Linked DNA regions of Homo sapiens: region 2 is linked to region 1. The links are chromatin contacts, found by Hi-C or POLR2A ChIA-PET in ENCODE. All regions are on one chromosome and are shown on one strand. Each heading gives the region's core, a stretch centred on a gene start or an enhancer-like site at or near the end of the contact. The rest is flanking DNA. Distances are from core to core; before and after follow the strand shown. Region 1 holds the start of MAB21L1 (mab-21 like 1). Region 2 overlaps DCLK1 (doublecortin like kinase 1).

What was found. Hi-C counts contacts between places; a loop is a spot of excess contacts on that map. ChIA-PET counts read pairs that join two places held with the same protein, here RNA polymerase II (POLR2A). Pooled maps may share reads with other maps.
Region 2: a loop to region 1 is called in a map of gastrocnemius medialis, with 5 times the contacts of the local background. The contact joins the enhancer-like site here to the promoter of MAB21L1 in region 1. A Hi-C loop is called at or near these places in 7 of 168 maps with a recorded cell type or tissue (IMR-90, chondrocyte, gastrocnemius medialis and 2 more) and 11 of 50 pooled maps. POLR2A ChIA-PET finds 5 or more read pairs at or near these places in 2 of 52 experiments (BJ and SK-N-SH).

What each region holds. Positions count from the first base shown.
Region 1 is chr13:35,472,200-35,477,977 of GRCh38, forward strand. MAB21L1 (mab-21 like 1) reads right to left here and starts at 4,490. Exons shown (of 1, transcript NM_005584.5): 1 at 1,590-4,490. The coding sequence starts at 3,939. The coding sequence ends at 2,860. NBEA (neurobeachin) reads left to right here. Exons shown (of 59, transcript NM_001385012.1): 41 at 201-337. RefSeq lists an enhancer at 3,066-4,062.
Region 2 is chr13:35,957,523-35,963,466 of GRCh38, forward strand. The region is part of intron 3 of DCLK1 (doublecortin like kinase 1); the gene reads right to left. Among named protein-coding and RNA genes, the nearest start is that of DCLK1, 170 kb to the right of the region's middle. Within about 2 kb of position 2,134, at least 2 of the 41 ENCODE cell types and tissues checked have a DNase peak (open chromatin) inside an H3K27ac peak, as active enhancers do.

The DNA.
Region 1 (5,778 bases), core at 3,240-5,739:
TTTTTCTCTCTAGTCTCGTTATAAGGTAATGTATAAAAGCTAAGTAGTCCTTATCTTACGTGAAAAAAGAGTTTGCCGCATAATACAGGCACCATTTTTTCTAGTGCATCCTTACCAATAAAAACCTCTGGTACCTTTCTGGGAGGGAGCAGGAAGGGCCACAGGGGCTCAGCCTGACTCCCCTTGTCCTTGCCTTGCAGGCCCAGTGGTTCTCAGCACCCCTGCCCAGCTCATCGCTCCCGTGGTGGTGGCCAAGGGGACTCTCTCCATCACCACGACAGAAATCTACTTCGAGGTAGATGAGGATGATTCTGCCTTCAAGAAGATCGACACGAAAGTGAGTTAAAGCGATTCCATGTACAGTATTGGTGGCTTTGTGGCAGGAAGTGGTTTTCAATTTTGTTTGGTTTTACCTGACAGTGGAGGAGGGGAGCACATTCTCCTCTTTCTCATAGAAAATAAAATGAATGAAATAGCATGTTCTCTTTATGGAATTGAAGAATATATTAATGAATTTAAATCCTGTATTACCAGAGCATGCACATTTTAACAGTCTTTCTATGAGTGCCTTTGTTTGCATTTGGGCAGATTTGGTAGTTAAGCCAATTGCTTCCAAGTCCCTGGGGCCCAGAATCTCAGGCTCTGAGGCTGACTTTGAAAGGTCTTGAGAAATTTCTTATTAAGATCACTTTTAATTTTCAAAACTTTATATTGTAATGTGATTATTGAAAAGTTATAAGGAAACTGGGGGGAGAGCATTTAGATATAAATTAATCTCCATTAGTACACCCATTTTGTCCATCTCCTGAAATAAGAATGGGTTTTATATGTGGATTTAAGAGAAAAGCAACTGATTCTCTGAGCTTTGATTTTAAATATATATGCTAGCACTCAGATGTTTAAATATTGTATTCTTTGGATATAATGCCAGAAAATACAAATTTGGACCATTTAAATGCATATTTATTAAATGTTATTGTGTAGATTTTAAACACCAGAGTATTAGAGTAGCTCTTTCTCAGCATTTTCTGAGATCTGTTCTAATGTTTTAACTTTCATGTTACTGTGCAATTTGCAAACTTCTATTCTGGGGTTAAGAATTCAACAGCATGAAGTGTCATGCTAGAAATTCTAGCATCATTTTGCAAAGATCTTCCTTTATTTTCAGAGGCAGTTATTCTAAAATAGTCAAAGACAAATGCTCCCACAGATCCAGAACTTTATTGTTTTTAATTTAGATATTGAAATAAAATGTTATAAAATAGTATTTGTAGACTAGAGCTGAAATCCAAAAATTTACCATCACCTGAATTAACTAACTTAAGGCCCATAGGTGATCAGCCTTTTCAGCACTTGTTGACTACTAAACTCTTCCAAAGGAGAGCCATGGGACTTCTTTTACTTCTAGCTGCAAATGTAGTTTTTAAAATGAGCTTGAATGCACTGTATTTTATTTTAAAATAACTTAAATTTTGTGTTCATCCTTTTATTAGCTTGCCCTATGAAGTCAAAAAGAAATGTTGAATTTCTAATGAATTTATTCTGCTAATGGAACCCTTATTACATAAAATAAGGTTTGACATAAAATATATTGGTCAGAAAGGATCGTTTTATTAGTTTTCATACATAATTTTCGAAGTTTCATTATGACTTTGTTAAGTTCATTTCCTCTGAATTAGTCAGATTTTTAACTCAGTCATCTCTACTGTCATGATAGACTTTTTTTCTTATATTATCAAAAATGCTACAAGAAGAGCAAGCTTTCAAAGGTAGATTTAAATTGTTTCTGTTGTAGAAAGGAATTGTCTTACAAGTAAGTTAGAGACTGAGAGTAGATTGTTATCTTATGGACCTATACAGAAAGAGCTTTTCTCCAATGTTTTATTTTTAAGGATTTCATTAGCATATTTCTCAAAATATTTAAGATATTCAAGTGGGTTTGATTTTCAAAATGCATCATTACATCTTGTGATAGGAAACAATTTAAAGTGAGACACAACAACTTTTATTTTACTTCATTTATTACCATCTAATTAAATAAAAACCAGCAACAAATTAAAATCTAAATCACAAAAGTAATTATCCAGTGTATTTCAAGTGCATTTTTCAAATATATAATTCAGATATTCAAGCGTTATTATATAAGCTGAATTCAAATTTCTTTGAATATATTTAAATAACATTTCAAGTATATTTATGGAATGTTAGAAATAGAACAAGCAATATTTGAAACAAAATGTAAACTTTTTAAAGTTCAGACACTTTCAAAGACAGATAAAAGTACCAGGAAGAAATCTACCTTTAAATGATATCTTTGTTAGTGGAAAATGTCTGGAAGTATCCAGAATGGCAATTTAAGTTCTGTTCACCAAATCACAAAACACCAACATCCACACTTTCAAAGACAATGTGAGATCACAATATTTGTTACAAATCAAAATATACATTACAGTTTCTTTCAGATGGCATATCCAAATCGTGTTTACTCACAGACAGATGCACCTAAATCACCAGGATTGCTATAATCCTTTGATAGTTAGGCAGAGTGTTCGTCTCGGTCTGGCGTTACAGCTGGGCTGTTTACGGAGTGTTACGGTGTACTTTTCAAGGGAGATAGGAAATCGTGTGGAAAGAAGTCTTCTAATACTAGTGGCTTTGGGTTTTTCTCCATCCGCTTCCCCTACTTTTTCTCCCCTTGTGGGGGTGGGTGAGATGATGTTTAAATATTGTATTATTATTCCTTTTTAAAGGAAGAGATTGTTTGCACTGCGGAGTGGAATATTAGGAATTGAACAGAAGTTTACACTTAATAAGGACTTTGAGAAGGGTAATAATTTCGGCTCTTGATTAAATCATCCTCTAAAGTTTTTCCAAACTTTTCGGGTTGGTCAGGATCTCTCTTGCCAGTCGCCACGTTTGTTTGGCAGCGTTTTCCAGAGCTGAGTGAGGTTTGCCTTGAAACAGATCTAAGTTCGGTAGAAAGTAGTGGGGACACCGCCGGCACTGCAGGCAGGAGATAAGTTGCAGCAAAATCCCGTTCAGCCGATCACCCAGGCAAGACTCGTCCCAGTCCGACTCTCGGGGATGCTTTTCACACTCGTAGGAAACCAGAGTCTTCATATGGTAATTGTTCAAGGGCTGGCCCGGCAGTTCAAGGTGACGATCCCTTAAGGTTTTGAGGATGGAGAGGCACTTCTTTCTGCAGCCCCCCATCTGCAGTCTGTTCTCTGCCTCCGCGAACTGCAGCACCCAGGCGTCGCTCTCCGCCGAGCTCTGCTTGCCGGCCAAGGAGTGGCACTCCTTGGACAAGAGATTGAAACCTTCCGCCTTGACCTCCGCCACCCGGTTGGGTCCCGGCCAGGGGATGTGGGGAAGTGGCCAGTGGGCAGCACTCCTCGGCCAGATCCCGGTGCATTTAAAGGCCGGCGTGATCTGCACCACGTACCTATCTCGGATTCTCAGTTTCACTTCGCTGGTGTCTGCCACCATCTTTACCACATCCCGGTAGCTACATTTGTCTACCGCTTGAGCCACCAGCGTCTGAAACCTGGACCGGATTTTGCGCGCCGAGAGGTAGCCGGAGGCGGTAATGAATTCCACCCAGAGGGACATGCTCCTCTTGCGCCCGTCGCTCAACTTCAGCACCGCGCAGCCGGGCAGTGAGCCATCGTCCACGAAGTTGAACACCCCCATTTGGTTGAGATAAAGCACCACTTCAAATTCGGTGGGGGAGATGACCTCGAGGCCCTCGTAGCGATTGTCCATCTCGTTGAGAGAGCTGATGAACCGCGGCTCCTGCACTTCCACTTCCTTCAGTACGTCGGAAACTACTTTGCAGACTTCCCGGATAGTTTTGGCAATGGCAGCTTTCCTGGCTTGGCATTTTTCGTTGTAGTATTTATTCAGATGGTAGACCAGCTTGGCCTGGGCCGCAATCATGTTGGGGCAGAGATCCGGATTGTACACCGGAGTCTCGCAGTAAGCTGTGGGATCCAATGCGGCTGCTAGAGCTGGAGCCAACTTCGGTGGAGAAACGGGCCGCAACACTCAGAAATGGATCAAAAATGCCTTTCGGAAGTGCTGCAGCGTTGGTTTCCCTGCTGCTGCTGCTGCTGCTGCTGCTGCTGCTGCTGCTGCTGCTGCTGCTGCTGCTGCTTTTCCCTTCCTTTTATCTTTGAGCCCAGCCGTTCTTAAAGTGAAAGACTGTCCTCCCCCCTCTGCTTGTCTCTCTTCCTCTTTTAAAGAATCCTTGTGTGAGAGAACCGCATGGAGAGATCACCTTCTCAGGAATAAAAAACAAAAGTTGCGCTGAGACCCAGCAAAGCTCTTCCAGTAGTCAAAATAAGCACCCCTTTCCGTATTTATTTGCGCTTTCCCGTAATCATTGTGTGTGCAGCACTGTTAATCAAATGGAGGAAAAGTGTGCTGAGTGTGTGTCCGGGGTGAGTGTGCGTGTGTATATGTCAGAAGAAGCTGCTGTTGGTTTGTCTAAGAGCCCAGATGCACTCGTGTGGAAATTATAAAGGCAGGGCCAGGCAGGCGGGCGGCCAATCGCCACTGGGCTCGTCACGACAGCCTCCTTCAGCTCCAACCCGGCTAATTAATCCCCACTCATGGATATAGGCACACAAACTAAAGGTAGGAGGCTGCTGCCGGCGGAAAACCACTCAGGCCACCTAGACAGTTTGGAAATCAAGAGGAATCTCTCAGCTTTGGTATTACTTGAAGCATATTGACGTTTTGAAAAGACTTGGCAAAGCGGCTCTCTTCTGTGCCGAAAACCTGCTTGTCTTTTACCGCTGAAATGCAAATACAGGTGTATTAATGGGCATCCATCAATTAGTGATCTTGACGGGGTTTTCTAAAACAAAATCACTAACTTGCATTTAGAGTAAGATAATTAACGTCTGTTAATCCTTGGGGTCTTCTTAAATGCAGGTTGAAAGTTTGTTCTTTCATGCAGACTACTGGCATATGGAAGTTGGCTTTAGATGGAGGAGTACCTGTGTAATTTTCTCATTCTGGATGTTCCTATATGTTAAAATGATTTTTTGAAACGTTATGGAGGTAGTATGCTCTTTTTTTACTTATGTTTTTTTCTTTTCTCCATTTGTTGAATCTGAAAATTATTGCTGAGTGTGTGAGATGTTCTACCCCTGTTTAAGTTAGGATATTTAAAAAATATTTCGTACATCCCTCTGCCCCAGCAGATGCAGTCTTTGCACTTTGGTGGACTTGCCCAGCATTACAAGCAGGACACAACGCTATATATGCACTTATAGAAACATTTGAAAAATAAATTGTCTGTGGGATGGACAGAGTACTTTAGCGTTATTTCATAGTGACCTGTATTTTAGTACATAAAATTCAGGTGAGATCATAGAGATCAAGCTTCCTCACAGATAACTATCCCGAAAAATTGAAGGTTTGGGGTATCTGGCTTGTTTACAGATGTATAATTAAGGATATATCTCCTGTCTTAAGTGTCCTTAAGTGGTGACCTGGCAGTAGACTTCTAATTTTATACTATTTCGTGTGATTTAATTAAGGGAAAATGGTTAACATTTGCAAAGAAAATTAACTTGCAGTTATCTGGGGGGTTTTTTGGATTTAAACATCATTTTGAAAACAAAAATGAAATAAATCATTTCATTTCTGAATTTTGGAACCTGGAAACAGGAGGAGGAATTTTTTTTTCTAGTTGGTGGTCCAGTTGTGTCCTCAAAGTACAGGAAACTAAAGAAATACTACTTAGTGGTTACGTTGTGGTTTTTAAAA
Region 2 (5,944 bases), core at 884-3,383, 480 kb after region 1:
TCAGATTATTAAAAAGTTTTGCAAGAAAATTATAAGTATCAAAAGTATTGGCATATATTTGAGAGCTAAAAACATAAAGATAAATCACTTTGCCTGGTATGTTCTTGTGCACTGGCTTGCTGCCTGAGATTGTGTAAAATAATATTCCCAAAGCCATGGAAGTATGCTTTTGCCAGGAACATTTGTAAAGGTCACTTAACGTTAAAGTATTGAGTCTGTTGCTTTAAATATTTTTATTTCTTGTTTGAATCTACTTCTCTGCATATATAACTTGAGATTAAAAGGCATTTTTTATACAGTGCAAATTAGTCTTCTTAAGTAAATGATGTTTTTCAAACAACAACAATCCCACAAAGCTGACATTTCCAAAATGATTATTAGCGTCACCACCACCACTGCTATAACCATCACCACTACCACTACTACCACTACTACAACCATTACCACCATCACTGCTATAACCACCACCACCACCACCATTATCACCATCACCATCACACACCACAACTACCACCACCACCACCATCACCACTATAACCACTAGCACCACCACCACTACTATAACCATCACCACCGCTATAACCACCATCACCACCACCACTACCACTACTATAACCACCACCACCACCACTATAACCATCACCACCATCACCACTATAACCACCACTACCACCACCACCATTATAACCATCACCACCACCACTATAACCACCATCATCACCACCACCACTACCACTACTATAACCATTACCACCATCACTGCCACTATAACCACTATAATAAACACCACTACCACCACCACCATTATAACAATCACCACCACTACTATGACTATCACTGCCGTCACCACTATAACCACCACTACCACCAGCACCACTACTATAACCATCACCACCACCATCATCACTATAACAACACCATCACCACTATAACCACTATCACCACCACTATAACCATCACCACCACTACCACCACCATCACCACTACTGTACCACCAACAGCAGTATAACTACCAATACCACCACCACCACCATTACTACCATTATCACCATCATTTCCATCAACACCACTATCTCCATAAGGGGAGCCCTTACAAAACTTTGGATTTTGTTCTAAATGAGCTGAGGACAGAGCCTTTTGTCTCTTGAGTGTTCTGTGCAGCATATTAGTCTGTGTTTTGCTCACAAAACACAGTGATATTCAGTACAAATGCAACCTAGAATTCTAAAATTATTTTAGGAATAAATTTACTTTTTTCACCCATACTTAAATGCAGCTACTAAAGACATTTACATGGCTTCCAAAATATTGGAGAAAGATGCTTGTTCTTCCAAAAATATATTTGAGAGCAAGTGAGCTCTTAAAATTATAAATGGAAACATTCTCTGGAATTGTTTGAATAATAATACTGTTTTTGCATAATTGTATTAAGATCTAAACACAGCTAATAAAAGGTTGAGAGAGATGGCAATAGTAAGATAAAAAAAAGTACAGTTCAAAATGAAAGCTTGGTTTCAAGACATTACGTTTTTACAAATAAATTCTGATGTGGGTACACAACTACGAATACAAACTTGATTCTTAATGGCCTCTTAAAAATTATATATGGTGATGAAAACACCTTAGGTCAATATTTCCTCTTTGTCTTCATTGTATACTATGTATATTAGAGCATCTACAATTAATTCTTTTCTATTTAAATCTAGAGTTGAGTGAGTAACATGGGGCTGGTTTCCATCTCCCCACAAAGCATGAACTAAGGCATAAAGCATCATGACTTCAAACACCTACAGAGACCTGGCAGGTAACATACACAGTGAAGTGGGCCAGGCATAATAAAACACCATGCAAACAGGGCGATCACTGGCCATTAACACAGGCAGACAGTAGGAAATTGATGGGGACTGCACTGACCTGGAACACCCCCCCACCTATAAATGGGGCAGCTCAACACTTGTCATGCAGGAAAGTAGGCCAGATTGATTAATTTTCTGTGAGAGAGTGAAATCAGATTTTCATTTGAAAGCCCCTGATTTTTAAAAAGTTGGTGATAAAATCGTGTTTTATAAAAAACATTGTGTATTCCAAATGAGACATGTCCATGTCCTGGATTCAACCCGTGGGCAGGCAGTTTGTAGTCTCCAGGGGAGAATTCCAGCAGCCATGGTTAACATGTGCAGAGCCAGTACTCTTGGCTGTTTCTATGATCTCAGGGGAGACTACCAGCTTCCGGACACTTCAGCTCCTGTAATTTCCAAAGGCAGGGTAGGGCACAATCAAGACCCACCACTCCTAGAAATTAGAGCTCATGAAAAAACCAATACAGCAAGTCGTGTGTGTGTGTGTGTGTGTGTGTGTGTGTGTGTGTGTGCACCTGTGTGTGCATGTTTATGTGCACATGTACATGAGTGCATCTACATGTGCTTACATTCCTGTCCTGGGAAAGGGTTGTGTTAGTCAACAGATTGTTTTCTGTGTCCTTCCTCTCTTCCCCAATGCTTGATCATCATGACTATCCCTTTCCTTTTCCTGGAGAGAGGAGGAGAGAAAAAAAGTGGAGAATCTATAACAGGAAATTTCAGAGCAAATGTTACCAGCTCAGCAGAGGTAAAACTAAACCCCTCCAATAAAGCCAAGAAGCTCCTTCTACTTCCCTTTCTCCCCCCTTAATCCATCCTCTGGCTGCAAGGGCAAATCATGGTTTCAAAAGCTACCAACTTCACCTTAAAAATGAATACTCTCTCTCTAAAAATAAAAATCCACCATGTGCAGTAATTTTCCTTCTGGCCACATCTTCTCTGCCCAAATGTTAAAAAACCACCAGGGCCATTTAAAACTATTAGAAATGTTAGCTTTAGTTGGAAGGAAGCAGAGTAAATAAAACTCAGCAATCTGGGGAAAAGGGGTTTAGGACATCAGAGTGAAAGGATAAAAATCAGATTATTTATTGTTTTATTTATTCATTTGTTTGTTTACTTTATTTTAAAGATGGGGTCTCTGTTGCCCAGGCTGGACTGCCTCAACCTCCTGGGCTCAAGTGATCCTCTGCCTCAGCCTCCCCAGGAGCTGGGACTACAGGCATTCACCACTACAGCTGGCTAATTTTTAAAATTTGTAGACATGGGGTCTCACTATGTTGCCCAGGCTGGTCTTGAACCCCTAGACTCAAGCCAGTCCTCCTGCCTCAGCCTCTCAAAGTGCTGGGATTACAGGCATAAGCCACCATGCCTGGCCAAAAAAAAATCAGAGCTTTCCACAAATAATTTCTAATGGTTGATTTTTATTTATTGGGTTTCTCACAAATCAGGAATGAGTTGACATGATTCTTTTTTTCTTCTACAAACTTGTCTCATATTACTGATGGCCTTCTCTTACGATGTCATGATTGGCTCTGAATGTCCCTAGTGGTCCAGTCCATTTATGTACAGAACATCTACCTAGCACAGGAAGATGCTTTTGTTGTTTGGATGAGAACGTGCTCATGTTTACATATTTTTCTATTCCAATTCACTTTAAACAATGCAGCAATATAGAACAGCATATAATAGAGGTTTTGAGTATAGGCTCTGGAGTCAGAGAAACTTAAGTTTAAAACTCAATTCCATGAATGGGAGACTTGAGTCACCTACTCAACACATTCCTTCACAGAGAGAAGGAGGATAATATTGCATCTACCTCCCAGGATGATTGAAAGAATTTGATGAGATAATGCATGGACATGTCAGGCCCAATGCAAGTGTTCAGAGAAAAGCAAATAATAGCAGTATAGCCCTTAAGTTAATGTTGGTGAAACATAAACTTCCAAGATTACTCTCAGAGTCAACTACCATGGAAGAGAGAGCAAAATAAATCAGTGGTTTCCAGTTTGTCCTTTCCTTGTACTGGTTTTACATTGAAAATTATTCTGGTCTAACAGCTGTTAGATTCAGACAACCATAAGGCATTCAAACTGCAATCAACATTGACCAAAGTGCATGAAAATTGTATTTTCTTTCCTTCTGTATATTATCCATTTTTCTTTTACATGTGAAGAATACAGTGCAATAACTAAATTAAGATGAACTTTCCCCTTGCATCCCCTGAAATAATATTCTTTTCAAGTACCTGACAAGTAGATGATTGAAAATTCCCTCAAGGCTGAAACATTTGTCCACGCCAATCATAACTTCCTTGATGCTAAAGGAAATGAGATCTAAGCATGAACTACCACAATCAACAGCAATTTAAAGGTTTAAAACCACAAAAAAGGCATAGTTATTCAACGCAAATCTCAAAATTAAAGTTCTCTCCTTGTTTCTGATTTAGACAAATTTCAACGTGTTATCCACAAGTTTTAAGTCTGACTTTAATATTAAGTGTAATCAGACATAAATAAGGTTAAAATCGTCATACATGATAGCCATAGTTATTGATGCATTTAAACAAAATCACCATAACAATGTAATTTCTGAAGCAATCAAGCCATAAACTTCTTTTTGAAATTATTTGTAGTGTTATACTGCCCTTCAGTGTCCAAACACATGTACTGTTAACAAAAATTTTTCAGCTCAAGAAGTGTCTATATGAAACTCTACAGCGAACAAAATAGTTATCTTATTTTTTGCAATATCTCAGTGAAGGGTGTTGCTGTGGGTTGAACTGTGCCCCCCAAAACTTATAGGTCAAAGTTTCAATTCCCAGTACCTCAGGATATGACCTTGTTTGGAAATAGGGTCATTGCAGATGTAATTAGTTAAGATGAGGTCATCCTGGAGTTGAGCAGGCCCCTAAATCAATATGACTGGTGGCCTTATAAGAAAAGGACACTTGGACAAAGACACAGGAAGAATGGCACGTGAATATAAAGGCAGAGGTTGGAAGATGCTTCCGTAAGCCACGGAACACCAAAGATTGCCAGCAAACACCAGAAGCTAGGGGAGAGGCCTGGGAATGATTCTCCCTAACAGCTTTCAGAAGAAACCAACCCTGCTGATACCTTTATCTTGGACCTCCAGTCCTCAGAAATGTGAAACAATACATTTTTGTGTTGAAGCCACTCAGATCATGGTTATTTATTACAGAAGTTTTAACAAATTAATACAGGTGTGGTTTTTTCATGCACACAGAAATATACAGAAATAAAAATTTTCTTACAAAACAACTGTTAAAAGGCTTCATTTTTCCATTGAGCTTAGTTAAGTTTCAGAGGGTTTTAGAGGAAAACTCTAAAGCATAGGAAATTCTGGTAACATACATATGTTCTGCCAACATGAAGAAGGGCAAACATATGGTCTTTATTCATTTTACATTTATGCCAGTTATTACTTATGCCACCATGACCAGTTCCTGATTGTATGAAAGAGTTGTTTGTACAGACCCTGGATTACCTGGACTCTCTTATGTTCTCTTTGTCTTTTCTGCTTTGTTCATTGTTAGTTGTTTACATTATATATTCAGAAGAGTGAACTAAGAATAGGAAAGCTTTTATAGGACACCTCCTTGACTTCTAAGATAGAAACAAGGAATCACGACAATGCCCCAAGAACAAGTGAATCATGGGCAGGACCTTGCACTGCAGCGAATCAGCAGAACTGGATTCTCCTCATCTTGACTCTGTAAATCACTCACAGTGTGAGCCTAGCATCTCTGAGTGCCGGTTTTGTCTTCTTTAAAATGATAAATTATACTAAATGAACAATGTCTCTTCTAGCTCTTTTGTTTCATGACTTACAAAGGAAACCTGCAAAGGGTGAACTGGGGAGGTGAATTTTCTTATGAGCCTACTACGCTTGAGACACTAAAAACCAAATGCATCAGGAGCTTGTACAGGTAGTATAGTGGGGAACAATGGAAATATTTTAATTCTACAATTTACTAGACACTCTTATTGAATGTTTTGGTAGGGTAGGAGACATAATAGGAAGCTTTGCTTGGCCATATTTTGTGAATGTGAAGACCGGGATTA